Regions from separate parts of the Mus musculus genome. Here region 2 is linked to region 1. A link is a loop called in an ENCODE intact Hi-C map of the cell type or tissue named here. Cell type or tissue: heart. All regions are shown on one strand. Each heading gives the region's core, and the rest is flanking DNA. Links, peaks and the distances in the headings are about the cores only.

Region 1 (4,388 bases), core at 103-4,102:
ATGAAACACTTTGGTTGGCTTTTCAACACAAGGTTTGCGATGGTTTGTATATGCTTGTCCCAGTGCGTGGCACTATTAGGAGGTGTATCCTTGTTGGAGTAGGTGTGTCACTATGGGCATGGGCTTTAAGATCCCCATCCTAGCTGCCAAGAAGTCAGTCTTCCACTAGCAGCCTTCAGATGAAGATGCAGGACTCTCAGCTCTGCCTGCACCATGCCTCCCTGGATGCTGCCATGCTCCCACCTTGATAATAATAGACTGAACCTCTGAACTTGTAAGCCAGCCCCAATTAAATGTCCTTTATTAGACTTGCCTTAGTCATGGTGTCTGTTCCCAGCAGAAAAACCCTAACTAAGACAAGGTTTCTCAGTTCAGGCTTAGCTATCCTGATATTCAATCTGTAGACCATGCTAACCTCAGACTCGGAGATCTACCTGCCTCTGCCTCCAGAATGTTGAGGTTAAAGCCTATGTACTGTAAAAGTAACTTTTATTCACTTGGTGTAATTGTCATCTCAGATGGAGGCTTACTGAACTCTGGCTGGCTGGTCAACTCAACTGTTCTGGCTCAAACTCCTCTCCAAGCTGACAGATTAGTCTGGCTTCTCTCTCATCCTCTGACTTTTTGCTCTGCTTGGCCTCAAACTAACTCAGGTAATCTGTTCTGATCTTCTGGTTTCTTCTCATTCTCTGAATCGTTCTGTCTTCACCTGTGTCTAGCTTATCTCTCTTCAACCTGTCTCTGTAAAACTCTCCTGGTAAAACTACCTTCTCTCTTTCTGCACTCTCTTATGCGGTCTCACTTTCCTTTCTGTTCTCATGAGAGATGGGCATATCCTACTCTGTCAAATCTTTCTTTGATTCGTCACTTTGTCTGTCACTCAACTAGACATCACTTTCAAACATAGGTGCTTCCTTCGACTAACTTGACCTTCATTGTTTGAGAAAAAAGGTGTGTGCCAAGGCTGAGCCACACCACAACCAGAAACAGGTTTTTCCAGTGAACAACGCAGTCTCACAGGGTTAACGGTGTGATCAAACATCCTGCAACAGTGTGCCACCATGGCTGGCTTATTTGTTTATTTTATATGTGAGTAGTTCACCCGCATGCGTGTATGGGCCTGACCTGTCTGTATGCCTGGTGCCCAAAGAGATCAGAGTCTAGAATCCCCTGGATCTGAAATTAAAGGCAGTTGTGAATTGTCTTATGGTTGCTGGGCGTGGAATCCAGGTTTTCTACGAGAATAATTGCCCTTAACTTCTGAGCCATCTCTCCACACCCACATCTAAAAAAAAAAACCAAAAAAACAAAAAAACAAAAAACAACAACAAAAAACCCAAAAACAAAAAACAACAACAAAAAAAAAACCCACTATCAGTGTATGAGACATGCATAAATAAATCAAAATAGATTAATGTATGGTGGGTTACCCATTTAGACAGTGAATGAAAAAACAAGTGTTAGTCAACCGAGAGTCACCCACATTTCCAAAACCAAGCTCCCCTATCCCCTGCCCTTCAATCCTCATCATTACTAAAGACCAATGGGACCTGGCTTTTTTTTCACTTTCGCCACTGTCCTGCATTTTCACTATATGCATGTTCCATACCCCATATTATAAAGCCTGCACCATCACAGCCTGCCCTGCTTCTCACTCCACTTCCAATAAATCTTTTTCATGAGCTCTGTTGTGTAATATGATTTTTTTTTTTTTTGGCAGCATTCCTTGGCTCTGACCATCGTTGAGGTACTCCCTGTGACTATTCCTTAAGTATGGAGAAGATTTTTATTGTAGATATAAGGGAAACGCAGGCAGAGTGGGAAGAACCGGTACTGAATATGGGCAGCCTGGTCTACAGAGCGAGTTCCAGGACAGCCAGAGCTACATAGTGAGACTCTGTCTCTAAACAAAACAAAACAAAGCTCCCACCCCCAATATCAACTGAAAGAGCAGGTATCTAGTGATTTTAGGGTGTGCTGAGATCAAAGTCCAGAGCACAGGCATCCAGAACTCCGCTCCACCCCCTACAACAGCTCACAGGAAACTCAAAAGCACTCCCCATATGTTGGTGAAATGTTAGGACTTAGGACTCGGAGCCCTCCTGCAGCTCGGACTACTTCTTTGGAAGTAGCAGGAACTGTGGATTTCCTGCAGAGCAGAAAGCTGTGTGCAAAAAGGGCTTTCAGGCTAGTGGGCGTGGTCGAGTCCTTGGCTGTGGAGCTGCAGGAGGCTCTCAAAGCTCCTGTAGAGGGCCTCAGTACCAGATATTGCAGGTTCTGTAGTTTTTCTCAGTTTTCAACAAATTCCCCCTTCGTAGCCCAGGCTGGTATTGAACTCTAATGCCTCGGTTTCCCTAGCGCCAGGATCTTTAAATGTTTTGCATTTATTTATTTAGCGTAGGTGGAGAGTGCATGTGCTTGTGGAGCTTAGAGGACAACCAGAATAGATGTTCTCATGTCCCATCATGTGGGGGATATGGGATTTGAAAGCCAGTCATCTGATTTGGTGGCAAGCATCTTTACCCACTGAACTATCACTGTGGTGTGGGGTGGAGTGTGGAATGTGTATGTGTGTTTACTTTGTTCTGTACAGCAGGAACAGCACCTGCCTTGTGTAAGGAAGGCTAGTTGTCAAAAATGGTTCATCCTAGCCAGGAGCTTCGAAAATGATATTTGTGATGGATCTTGGAAAAACTTGATAGACTGGTCTGATCTTAGTTAGAGGCAGGCCCTGAGGAGGAAACCCCATCTAAAACCCAGCCCTTGCAGACACCCCAGCCCACCCCTAACCGCAGGGAATCAGAAATGGGGTCTCGAAAGCTATGGGGGCTTCAGCACCCTAACCTACACGAGGCCTCGCGCGACCTCAGCAGCTGGAAGACAACCGTGACGCACTGGCCGCTTCCGATTTCACTTTCCTTTTCTCGGGCCCGGCCGCTTCACCTCTTTGGCCGCTGCCTGGGGATTTGCCCAGTGATCAGTGACGTCAAGAATCCTGAAGTTCCCATTGGAGGATGGAGTTTGGCAAGAGCCAATCCCAGGGCTGGTCCCAGAGAAATCTCGGCGGAGGGCCCGGAGCTCCCGGAGACTGCTGGGCGGGGAGACTGTGGTGCCGGCTGCTTGCTCAGGACCTACCCCGCGGAGCAGCTCCAGGGAGAGGAGTGACCCGGCCCGGAGAGCGGCGCGGGTGAGTGCGGTTTGCACTGGTGAGGAGACGCGGAGGAGCGGCCGCCGTGCGACCCGGGTGGGGACAGCGAAGGCGGCCGCGGGCCCTGGGCAGGGCTAACCAGGCCCGGGCGCGCGGGACGGCGAGCTCGCGTGAGCGCCGCGTCCCCGGCTCGCCTTTGGGCCTTTCGCCCTGAGCTCGCCGTGTTCCTTCCTCCTCAGGTCCAACCCAGACTTACTTCAGTCTCTTCCAGTCCCCAGAGCCAGAAGTGAGCGGGACCCGGATGACGTTCCACCTGGTGGCTTGGAGCCCTGCATGACCAGAAGCAGGTCTTATATTTATGTATCTGTTTATTTTTTTTTTATTTATTTATCCTCAGAGTAAACTGGTTTAGCTAGTTGTACCAAGAGCTGTGCGTTCGTTATCACTGATGATTTTACTACCTAATTAGCTTAGGAAAAGAAAGTATAAACCTGGCTGTGGACTGGTGCACGCCTTTACACCCAGTGCTTGGGAGTTAGAGGCCAGTCTGGTTTACAGACTAAATGAATTCTAGGATAACCAGGGCTACAAAGAGAGCCCCTGTCTTGACCCCCACCCCCACCCCCACCCAAAAAAAAAAAAAAGAAAAGAAAAGAAATGTATGAATTTAACTTTGGGAAGTGAATAGGAGGAGACACTTAACAATTCCCCGTACATTCCAGATTTTGACAACACAACCATTTGTGTGTGTTTCAAAGAAGGGAAGAATGACATGCGCTCGTTCATGCATGCCTGAACCCCTTGTTAGTGAGATGGATTCATGATGCCTAGAGTATTCCTCCCAAGTTAAAACAAACAAACAAACAAACCCATATTTTTCTAAAAGAAAGCTTTCATTAATGCCTTTAAAACTGCAACTTTTAAATTTGATAATGATGACGATGGTGATGACAACGACAGGGTGTCTCCATGTATCCAAAATGGTCTGAAACTGACCATGGCAGCCCAGGTTAGCCTCCTGCCTCGAGTGCTTCGATTACAGAGATTACAGGCATCTGCCCACACTTTTGAATACACTTAATTTTTTTTAGAACAGTTGTACATTTACAGAAAAAATTGAGAAAACAGTGTGTGAAGTGTCTATAACTCCCAACTGATTTCCTTTCATTGACAAATAACACATTATTATTGGCCAAAGTCCACACACTATATTTATTCACCTTTTCCTTTTCACCTTATC
Region 2 (4,388 bases), core at 325-4,324, 170 kb after region 1:
TTTTGTTTACAGTTTTGGATGTTTTACTCACTCATGTCATGGAGGGTGTCGTATGGGAAAGCACAGGAAATAGTGGAGCAGTAACAGGAAGCAGCCAAGGCAAGATTTAGTCTCCAGATACATCTTCCAGTGGCCTACTTCCTCCAACTAAGTCCTAGCTTCCACAGCTTTACAACCTCCCATTGGATTAGTCTATTCAAACTTTAAATCCACAAATGAATTAAACTATTCATGAGGTTGGAAACTTTATGACATAATTGTTTCTAGGAGTACCTACACACACACACACACACACACACACACACACACAGAGAGAGAGAGAGAGAGAGAGAGAGAGAGAGAGAGATGCTTTACCAATCTCTCAAGTTCATCAAGTTGATTGTTCAGACAGGGTCTCATAGTCTAAGCTAGCCTGAGACTGATTACGTAGCCCAGGATGATCCTTACTTAAAGTTTGCTATTTTCTTGTCTTAGCCCTTTAAGTGCTGGGATTAGAATTGTGTATGACTATGTCTGGCTCCCTATTCAGATCTCTCTCTATATAATGTGAACCCAAACTCTGGCAGGGAATCAATGACACACATCTAATGGTTTCCTAGTTAAGATAGAGTCTCAAGTAGCCCAGGCTAGCCTTGAACTCACTCACTATGTGGCTGAGAACTTTGATCCCCCCTTCATCCATCTTTCAAGTGCTAGGATGACAGGCATGTACTACCACACATGAGAGATGTTCTCTTTAGTAGTTGATAATTTTTTCTACATTCTTTAAATCAAGTTTTCACCTAGCGTAGAGGTGCTGAAACTGAAGAGGCGAGGCGACAAACCCAGTGCTATGCGGACGAGTGTAGTTAACTAAAGATTTATAGACAGAAGCATTTCTTAGACATCAGCGAAGCACGGGAAGAAGGATGCTGAGCTAGATAAAGGTGGAGTGCAGTGGGCTAGAATGTGCCTGGGCTTTCTCAAGAGGTTCTTAGCACATCAAACATCAGCTGGAAACAGCCTAGTGGCCAGCATAAAATGTTGAACCAACCTTTGTAAGGGTTTCATTTGTCCTATAGTGTTTGACTGTGTGCTGGGGCTACCTGCTGGCCAACATGGTGTTTCCACCTCAAGAATTAAGGACCAGAAGCCAGTATACACTCAATCACTGAGTCGAGGGGGTCTTGAATTCAAGGTCAGCATGGCTCCATAGTGAGTTCCTAGGAAGAGCTGTCTCTAAGAAAGTAAGTAAATAATAAATAAATAAATTATTTATTTATTTAAAGTTGAAGAACCTAAATCAGCTAATTATGGTTGCTCAGTTTTGTAAATAAGGTAATTTGAAGTCAGGGTGAGAAACAGTTCATTATTGACGGAAAGCGTGGTTTTTGTTTGTTTGTTTGTTCTTTTACCTCACTACAGGCCTGTTACATATGGATTGCTTCAATCCTTCTTCTTCTTCTTTTTTTTTTTTTTTTGGTTTTTCGAGACAGGGTTTCTCTGTATAGCCCTGGCTGTCCTGGAACTCACTTTGTAGACCAGGCTGGCCTTGAACTCAGAAATCTGCCTGCCTCTGCCTCCCAAGTGCTGGGATTAAAGGCGAGCGCCACCACCACCCAGCAACCTAGTACCTTCTATACTTTCCTATCACCCTCCCCAACTATGTTTGTGCTTTGGCTGCCTGAGACCTGGGTTAAGTGTTATAATTCCAATGGAACTTATTAAAAACAAATCCAAACAAACAAAAGAAAGGATTACAGAGAGAGACTGAAGTGAATTTGGTATGTGAAACACTAATACGACTTGACCGTGATGTGATACCTGTGAAGTGTCTGTATCTTTTTTTTTTTAATCATTATTTTTATTGTCCTGAGTCTGTATGAGTGAATGCCACATATGGGATGGTACCAAACGAAGAGTGTGGGGTTCCCTGGTTACAGGTCTCTCTGTGCTAGGTGTCCTGGAATCCTCTCTAACTACTGAGCTATCCTGTAACTATAGTCTAAGTCTCCTGTGCTTTCTTGGATTTTACTTTAGCTAAGATGTTGCTCCACGGCCCACTTTACTTGTCTGCGAAGTGTTCCAGTTTTTCTTTAGTCTTACCTTATTTTATTTGTGTGTGTGTGTGTGTGTGTGTGTGTGTGTGTGTGTGTGTGTGTGTGTGTGTGTGTGTGTGTGTGTGTGTTTTACTGTGTAGCCCAGGCAGGCGTGGAACTCACTTTCAGCTGCCTAGTACAAGGAATTACGGAAATTGAGTCACCCGTCCCTCCCACCACCCCCTACCCCCATCCCCCACTCCCATTCCCCACCCCAGGAGTAAATACTTATCTTAGGAAATGGAATTTCCTAGCGCAGCTGAGACCAGTGAAGACCAACAGTAGGCGGGACGAGAAGGCGTGGCATTCAGGCATTGGGCTTCTTCAGATCTAAATTTCTGACCTTGGCAGACAGCCACTTGAGATGTGTTACCTGCGGACGGAGCAGAACGGAAGCAGAGGGACAAAGTAGCGGATTCCTGACTTCTGGCAAGGGCCCCTTCCTGGGTTTCACGCCGCTGCGTTCTGGTCGAGGCTGGAACGCGCGCCCAGCCCTTTGTGTGGCTGTGGTCCGAGGCTACGGCTCAGAAGCCGAGCGCTGGGAACGGCAGGACTGCCGAGCCTCAAGTAGGGCTGTCGAGCGCGGTGAGAGCGTGCGGGGACCCGGGTGGAGCCGCTCCCTCGGTGGAGCCACGAGGGCCCGACACCTGGGTGGGAGAAGCCGCCTGGCTCCGCGGTGGAAAGGCTCACGTGGCTGAAACCTCGGGGGATTAGAGTCTGGGACCGGGGCTGACCGGGCAAAGCCGGCGGGCATTTCTTGTCAGATTGTGCGTGAGAGCGGCGGGGCCACAGATTTTAGAGAGCCGGACAGACGGGGTGTATTGTGGCAAGTTTGCCTGATCTTCCTGTCTTAGCTTCCTTTGTGCTATTGGGGCTGACTCCTCAGATTTGTGAAACAATGAATGGGCTTTAGTTGGAGGAGTGCACTCAGGGTTGAGAGACGTCTGCACAGTCCCTCCAGAAATTTACCCAGTGGAAGGGTGAGGCCAGGCCTGGCCCATCTCCCATGCCAGGGGGGTGGGAGTCGGGAGGGACGGGACCTGACCTCCGGCCAATCAACAGCCAAGTCTTATTTAGTCTCTTGCCTTCTCAGGGCTCCTGCACCAGGAAAGAACAATCAGAGGTAAATGAGTGAGGAGGTGGATGGAGGTACCCAACACCTGTCAGTCTCCTTAATCAGCCTGTATCTATATTAAAGACCACTCCCTGCTTTGTGTGAATGTGCAGCAGCTCCTGCTGCTGTTGTTGATGATGTTTTATGCTTTCTGTAGCCCAGGCTGTCCTAGAACTCCCGGAGATCCTGTCTCAGCCTTCCTAGTGTTTAGGTAATCGTCTAGGTCACCACGCATCTTTATGCTATTGTTAAGACTTGTTGATAAAGGGGTCTTTGCTGAGAATGGTTAAAGACAGGTCCTGGAAGACACTAGCATAGAACTGTATGGACAGGTCCTGGAAGACACTGTTTGGAATGTTTTTTTTTTTTTTTTTTTTTCCAACGGAAGAATAATGAGAGGTGAGACAGACAGAAGGAAGGAAGAAAATCAACCTCAGAATGCAGCTTTCCTGGCAACTTTTTTGGGGATCAGAGCTAGCGATTCCTTGAATGCCTTGTTCCTTGCTGGCACTTTCACGTAGCAAAAGAATTGAGAGGAAAAGAAAGGGCCACGAGTCTCTGTGCCTTTATGCTTCCCTGCATCTAGAGAGGAGAAATAGAAATTAAAAAAATTTCAGAGTGAACAAAGAATTTAAATGATATTGGGTTGTTATCACTGTGCTGTACATGTGATACTGGACTCACGCTGCCAAGACTTAAAATGATCCAAAATGATGGGATGGCCTTACATAGTCAGACAGCTTATTTTGGGGTTTGATTTAACTCGTCCCTAGACTAGTACTATGTGGTGCATAGGGATAGATAGATACTCTGATAGTCCTTTATGCTGGGTAGTAGTCACAGGCTACACTTTCCAGACAGCTAGTAGATCAGGAAAGGAAACTACACACTGTCAGTGTACTTTGTTACTAAGCTATAAGGTTCTGTTCGGTAGGCATATTACTTGCATTTCTGACCTAGTGACATTTTCAGCTTAAGAGGTCATCAAAGGCTAGGTCCATTGGAAATATCGTATCTATATATTAAACATTGAAGTCATGGAGCTAGGGGTATGCATAAGGCTCAGTGGCACTTGGTTAGCAGGCATAAGCTTCTAGGTTTGAGCCCCAGGATACCACACACACATTCAAATCACAGAATCTATATTTTAATTTCTGGTCCTGGAAGAGATATAAGCTCTCATCTTTCCAGTGAAA

What was found. Peaks named below come from ENCODE experiments on the same cell type or tissue, not always from the same donor. Only the 100,000 strongest peaks of a DNase experiment are listed, where the experiment ranks them.
Region 2: a loop joins it to region 1, with 2.4 times the contacts of the local background. A loop is called at or near these places in 1 of 42 quality-filtered maps.

The regions. Positions count from the first base shown.
Region 1 is chr17:36,834,078-36,838,465 of GRCm38, forward strand. Trim26 (tripartite motif-containing 26) reads left to right here and starts at 3,069. Exons shown (of 10, transcript NM_001025599.3): 1 at 3,069-3,187; 2 at 3,388-3,495. In heart, for the core only: a CTCF peak has its summit at 2,263; DNase peaks (open chromatin) are centred at 2,174 and 3,004; H3K4me3 peaks cover 2,069 bases; H3K27ac peaks cover 2,089 bases.
Region 2 is chr17:37,000,115-37,004,502 of GRCm38, forward strand. It overlaps Zfp57 (zinc finger protein 57), which reads left to right and starts at 2,411. Exons shown (of 5, transcript NM_001013745.2): 1 at 2,411-2,663; 2 at 3,172-3,201. In heart, for the core only: no CTCF peak of the experiment used is centred there; DNase peaks (open chromatin) are centred at 2,327 and 3,077; H3K4me3 peaks cover 1,613 bases; H3K27ac peaks cover 1,757 bases.